Regions from separate parts of the Homo sapiens genome. Here region 1 is linked to region 2. Evidence: chromatin contacts called from ENCODE Hi-C data. All regions are on one chromosome and are shown on one strand. Each heading gives the region's core, a stretch centred on a gene start or an enhancer-like site at or near the end of the contact. The rest is flanking DNA. Distances are from core to core; before and after follow the strand shown. Region 1 holds the start of ZNF462 (zinc finger protein 462). Region 2 holds the start of TMEM38B (transmembrane protein 38B).

The links. A loop is a pair of places that touch in the nucleus more often than their neighbours do. Pooled maps may share reads with other maps.
Region 1: a loop to region 2 is called in a map of gastrocnemius medialis, with 2.9 times the contacts of the local background. The contact joins the promoter of ZNF462 here to the promoter of TMEM38B in region 2. A Hi-C loop is called at or near these places in 1 of 168 maps with a recorded cell type or tissue (gastrocnemius medialis) and 10 of 50 pooled maps.

Annotation. Positions count from the first base shown.
Region 1 is chr9:106,861,709-106,864,859 of GRCh38, reverse strand. ZNF462 (zinc finger protein 462) reads right to left here and starts at 1,694. Exons shown (of 13, transcript NM_021224.6): 1 at 1,505-1,694.
Region 2 is chr9:105,692,900-105,696,324 of GRCh38, reverse strand. It overlaps TMEM38B (transmembrane protein 38B), which reads right to left and starts at 1,784. Exons shown (of 6, transcript NM_018112.3): 1 at 1,553-1,784. The coding sequence starts at 1,664. RefSeq lists a silencer at 1,681-1,950.

The DNA of each region.
Region 1 (3,151 bases), core at 445-2,944, 1.2 Mb before region 2:
TAGTCACTTCCTCCAAAAACCTGCAAGCAACCTCCAGAAACAAAACCAAAGCAAACCAAACAGCCAACACAGACACTCAGACACAGCCCCCGGGAGCCCTGGGAGAAAGCCCCAACTGGTTGGTCTTTCCCCATCCCAGACGCGTGCTTAAAAATGAAACTTTTTTTTTTCTTGGTTGGGGAGGAATATAAAAGGAACTCCAGGCAGCCTCCCTCCCTCCCTCTCTGTAGGTTAGAAGCCACAATGAAAAGAAAACGAGGGTTCCTTCAGGAATGGTGAACAGCCTGGAGAATGAACGTGAGAAGGAGCTTTGTGTTTTGGAGTCTGGACTGGAACCAAAGCAGACAGCTTGCAAATGGAGGACAGGGAGATAAAGAAAGGGAAAGAGGGGCTGCTCCAATGGGGGGCGGCTGCGGCTTCCCCTCGTGCCTGGAAGGAGGGCAGACCCCTGGGAACTGCACCAGGAGTGAGACGCCCCCCCAGGCCCCTGCCTTCCTTTCTCCCTTCCTCAGAGGAGAGCCAAGCGTGTGTAATGGCTTCTCCTCTCCAGAAACCGTTGTCCTCCTCCACCAGACGCTTCTGAACCTCCAGCCTGGAGACAGCTCCTCAGCCGCTCCTGAACCTGCGCCCCCCACCCGGCCGGTGCCCCCCGCTCCTCGCCTCTCTGTTCACCAGCAGCACCGGCACCAGCAGCTGCAGCAGCCACCCCCCGACACATCCCGACCCCGCATCCCAACTTCGGGGAGAGGGAGAGAGAGAGAGAGAGAGAGAGAGAGAGAGAGAGAGAGAGAGAGAGAGAGAGAGAGAGAGAGAGAGAGAGCCAAATACCTGAGGAAGAGGGGGGCTGCCAATCCGCACGGCTTTGCCATCGGGCGGGGGACAGGCAGACAGAAGGGGGAAAGGAAGGAGAGGGACAGAGAAAGAAAGAGGTCAACCCGCTCAGGTCGGGGCCGCTCGCACGGAGCTCTCCCTCCTCTGACCCTCGCTCGCTCCCTCTGGCTCTCGGCTCAGGTCTCCGGCCTCCCGCCCTCCGCCCCCCTCTGTCCCTACTCCTGTCCCCACACTCGGAGCATCCGTCCTAAGCCTCCAGCTCTCTTCTCACTCATCTTTCATTTTCTCTTCTCTTCATAGAACTACACGAAATTAATTAAGCCACCGCGCTCACTCCCCCCAGCAGGAGCAGCAGCCAGCAGGAAAAGCACAGCCACCTCCACTGCCACCACTACCACCTTCTCCTCCTCTTCCTCCTCCTCCTCTTCCTCCCTCGCTTCTCCTCCTCCTCTTCCTCCTCCCCCTCCTGCTCTCCCTCCTCCCCCTCCTCCTCTTCTCTCTCGCTTCTTCTCCTCTTCCAACAGCCAGTCCATGCAGGGGACTTCCTCTCCTCCCCGCTCCTCCAACCCTCCTTGGCCGAATGAATGAGCGCGTTTGTGCCTCCACCACCCCGCGCTCTCTTCCCCGGAGCACTCGGACCACCCCGAGGTGGTTGTTAATTGCAGTAACTTACAGAAGAAGCGTCCCGGCGCCGGGAGGTGCTTCGGGTTCTCCAGCCCCACCGCCTCCTTATCCTCTTTCTCTTTCTCCTCTTCCTGCTCGGGTTATTGTTGTGGAAGTTGTTTGGGAGTCTCATGTGCTTCTGCCGGGTCTCAGCAATGGAGGATCGCCATCTTCCCTGCCTTCCTCGGCTCCTCAGACTCGCTGCAGCTGCAGATGACCTGAGATATCCGTCTCTCTCCCTCTCTCTCTCTCTCCCTCCCTCCCTCTCCCTCTCACTCTCTCTCTCCCCTCTCTCTCCTCTTCTCTCTCCTCTCCTCCCTCTCCCTCGCGCGCTCTCTCTCTCTCCCTCCCTCTGTGTCTCTCTCTGAATAATGAGCAACCAGGGGGAGAGAGAAAGCAAGACAGAAAGAGAGAAGGAAGACAATCTTCTCCTGCCACACAAAACGCCGGAGCACCAGGGGGTGCGCGAAGCCTTTCTAATAACAACAACAACGTGCAGCAGAGAGGAAGGAAAAAAAGAAAGAAAGAAAGAAATGAGGAAAAAGGCTAGGGGAAAAAAGAGGAAGAATTATCCAAGAGCTCGAGAAGAGCAGAAGGAGAAGCTGGAGGAGATGCTGAGGCTGCTGCTGCTGTTCCCCCTCCCCCCTGCTGAACCCCAGAAGGAGGCAAGGTGGTTGCAAAGTTAAGGCTGGGACATTGTCTTTGTCACTCAGAGCCAGGCCAGTGAGATGCAAGAGGAGGAGGTGGCGGCGGCAGAGGAGGAGGAGGTGGTGGTGGAGGAGGGGGAGGAAGAGGAGGAGAAGGAGGCAAAGGAGAAGGAGGCAAAGGAGAAGGAGAAGGGGAAGAGGGAGATGAGATGATGAATAAAGACCTGCGGAGAAGGCGGTGCGAGGAGCGCGGCCGCCGGGCCGAGGCGTGCGCGCTCGCGTCCCGGTGGCGCCCGGCAGCCCTGGCCCGCAGAGGAAGCCCCCGGTGAGGACCCTGCCCGGCAGCTCATAGCGCTCCCAACGTCAGCCCTGCCCGAGGCGCCGAGCCCGAGCCCCAGAGGGTCCCTTACTTGCATCCATCTAGAGGCCAACCTTTGCAAAGAACATACGTGGGGAACTGGAGGTTGCAAGTATAAACCCAGATCAACCACGTGGGGCTTTTTAATCCCTTTCCAGCTTGCGGTGTGAGTATTTCCAGTGAAAAGCTCAAATTGTCCATTACTGGCACGTATTTTGAAGTCTTCTCTCCTGAAATAAAGGCTCATTGTGCGTTTTATTTCTTTCCTGATATGGAAGGTGGGGGGGTGGAGGAGGAAAAGAGCCCATCATTCCGAGCTTCGGAACCACCACTTTCTTTTCCTAACTTGTGAAATGTTTTGACTGCGCACCAAAAGAAAAAAAGAACGCCTGCTTAAATAACTTTACACCCTCCAGCCCCGCGTTGTTTGCACTTTCTGGCTGATCATCTAAAGGCTCGGAAAGTAACAATCAGCGCTCTTAATGATAAGGTGTCATGGTGTTGAAGACACGCGAGCCAAGATGAAGCTTTCACACCTTGAATTTTTATTTAGTGTAATCTCTCCCGTATCATTCTGAACTATCTCTTTTGCAAAGGAGTGGTTCCCCCCCTCCACCACCAGGTCGAAAGTCTCCTACGGTTTTAATTGGAC
Region 2 (3,425 bases), core at 535-3,034:
GACAGAGAGACTCCGTCTCAAAAATAATAATAATAATAATGATAATGTATTCTTTATGAAAAATAACTTTTCCAAAACAAAAAACATTTAGTGAGAAGAATCACACTGTGTACATTCTAACAAATGTCTGGCTTCAAATAGAAAACTGTTAGATTCTCATATCTACTTCCTTCTGTTACAGTATCACAACTCAGGTAGCCTCTGGAAAACTCCACTGTACACTTCTGAAAAAATGAGAGTGAAAAAGATAACATCTGCATATTATTACGAAAGTAATTTTAAACTGGCAGTGTCAGAGAATCCCATGGGTCCCTGGACCACAATGTGAACATCTGATTCAGCCTATACAAAAAAAAATTTTTTTAATCAAATTCTGAACATGTAGTAGCAACAAAACTTACTTTTTTCAAATCAAAGAAATAATATCTTATGCAGATAATGTGTTCTACTTTAATGCAGTAATACCATCCTCATCCAGGTCAAAATTTGTACCAACGATTTAAACTGAGCTACAAACTTCAACATAAATGAAAAATATTTCTGAGGTCTAAGGATTTTTTAAAACCAGTAAGTAGTCCATAAGAAAGATACAGCATCATCCTCCAGACCTCACTCATCAACTATCCGTAGGGCAAGGCAGATGAAAGACAGCAAGAACACAAAGAAAGTAGGCAAAGAAATGTCTGACCTCAAAGAAAGAAGAGGTCCATACAACTAAAAGCACAGTAGAATAACTACAAAAGTAAAGCAGTATTAGAGCAAACGCACCCTGGTGTAAAATCCAATAAAATACAACTACTGTCCCTTGATCGCATTGCTAAAAGAACTCAAAATGCTGTTTCAAGACTATATCCCCATTCTGCAGATAGTGAAACTACGCCAGGTAACTCTTGCTTGTACAGTGTCCGTCGTGACTGTGAAAAGGGGAACGCACTCGCTTCTCACATGCTAGGCAGGGTGTTAGGACACTGCGTGAAGGGGAATCCTGGTCTGGCTACAGGAGGCTTTTTGTTTCAGTGCTTGTACAACTTTCATAACTGGAGAGTAGTCCGCAACCATCTATTACTCCAAGAGACTGAGTCAGAAACCTGCTGTCTCCTCACATGACTTTCAAACACTGCGAGCGAGTGGCGACACTGCGAGCGAGTGGCGACACTGCGAGCGAGTGGCGGTACCGCGAGGAGGCCGCCCAAGCCCTGGGCTGGCGCGGATATCTGTGGTTCCGAAACGCTGCGGCAGCTTCTGTCAGTCCTGGGACTTCTGCGGGCGGTTGGCAAGGTCGGCCCTGCTCGCCCAGGCTACGGCCTCGCGGACCCCAGGTCACGCCTCCTTTGAGGAGTACTAGAGCCTCCGTCCTCCCCCACGCTGTTTCCCCATCTGCACTCAGTAAGTCAGACCAACCGGCCCTTGGCGCCCCTCCAACTCTACCATCGAACTGTCTGGGCTAGCGGCCACTCAGCCGCCCACCCGACCCACCCGACCCACCCGACTTAGACGGTCCTCGCCGTCAGGAGCACTCTGAGGGGTCCGGCCCGCGGCGCCCCGCACTCACCCGGCTGACGTTTCACCGCCATCACTGACACTAGATAGTGCGCGATGTCAAAAAAGGGAAACATGGACGTGCGGGAGAAGGCCAGAGCCAACTCGTCCCATGGAGAATCCATAACGACCACCGACCGCGGCAACCGAAGCAGCCGCGGCTACTGGTTCCCCGCGCTCGCGCGGTGAGGAGTAGGAGAGGGCACAGCCGCGGCCGCCCGCTCCTCCGCGCCGGCTCCAGCTCCGCGCGTGCGCCCTGGCGCCGAGGGGGCGGGGCCGCGCTTCGCGGGAGCCGCAGGCTCACCGGCGCTAGGCGGGTGGGCGGGGCGAGCGGGTTCCCCGCGGCTCCAGCCGGCTCTTGCCTCGGTTCTCCTAGTAAGGGTCCAGCGTCTTCTTGGTCCTGGGCGCAGTGCAGGACCTGGAGAGCGTGCAGATGAACAAAACACGGTCCTCAAGGGGAGACGCTCAGAGTTGGATTTATTTCTGTAAATTGATGTCATTCACCTAACATTTATCGAGCAACCACAGTGCAAGTCACACTGTGACTTACTGGAGATATAAAAATAAAACAATAATATCCTGACCTCAAGAACTATGCGTTCCCTGAAAGAGATTTTTTATAAAAAGAGAAAAAACGCACATAATGGTACAAAAGCAGGTACTGAGAAGTATAGCTGCCGTGCGAGAGCAGTTCGAAACGAAGATTACAATTCTGGGAAGTGAGTAAAGTGACATGTGAGCTGGACTTTAAAAGTTAAGTGAGAAACACAAGCTAGGTGGGAGATGGAGGGAGGTGTTTTGGGTTGACTACAAAGTGAGAAATGAGGTTGGGAAAAGTCCTCGAATGGCAGACAAAGCCAGGCAGTTTGGCTCCAGAGGTTAAATTCTTGATCAATCACTATGTTAAGCTCAGAGCCAGAATCTCTTCTCCTAATCTCTACGCTAACTGGGTTGTTTGGTGGAAGGTGAGGGAGTAGAGGTGCAACGAAGCAACAAGATTAAGAATAGATTGATGAGAAGCGACTGACAACGGAAAATCAGAGGGTATTCACTGGTCCAAGCAAAAGGTAGTGGAGGCTGTGGCAGCAGAAATTGAGACCAATTGTGGGAAACATGGGTAGAAGCAGAATATCGTCAGTGAGTGTCAGTCTGTACAGGCGGGAAAGGAAGCATTTGTCAAATAAAATGAGGAACGGGTGAGTAGGAGGATTGTGGTTGCATTCTGATAAATAGGAAACAAGAAGGAATAGGTTTGGGTAAGAAAAAAAACTAGCTTGGCACACTTATTTGATGTGTGAACAGATTATGCTGGCACCAGGAAATTGGAGAAACGTGATTAGCTGCTAGGTAGGTGACAGCTTCACGGGTGTATGCACTGCAAAAGGAGAATTTTTTTTATCTGAATATGTATTCATTAATTTTAATTCATTTAACAAAATGTTTTTTGCGTGCCTACTATGTAACCAGCATTTTGCTGGATGTCAGAAATACTGCCCTAAACACTAAGTGTTTAAAACGTAGGAAAATTGTAGTAAATCTCTACACTTCATTACTTATCAAGAAAGAATAGACTTGTTCAAATACTTTTCACGTGTGGTTTTCTAAGCAAGCACTTCCCGTAGAGAAAAGTCTTTAGACCTGTAGCACACTTTCTAGCAAAACTAAGGGGAAAAAAACCACCTGTGAATATTTATACTTTCCTGTTTAAGTCTGTTCTTTCCATACTTTTTACACATTCGCTTATTTTTGGAATTTTAGTTTTGCGAATTTAGGCTCAGAGTTTGGATATTACTTCTTTTTTTTCTTTTCTTGTTTTTTTTTTTTTTTTTTTTTTTTTTTTTTGATATGTAATCTTGCTCTGTTGCCAGACGAGTGCAGTGGCGCGA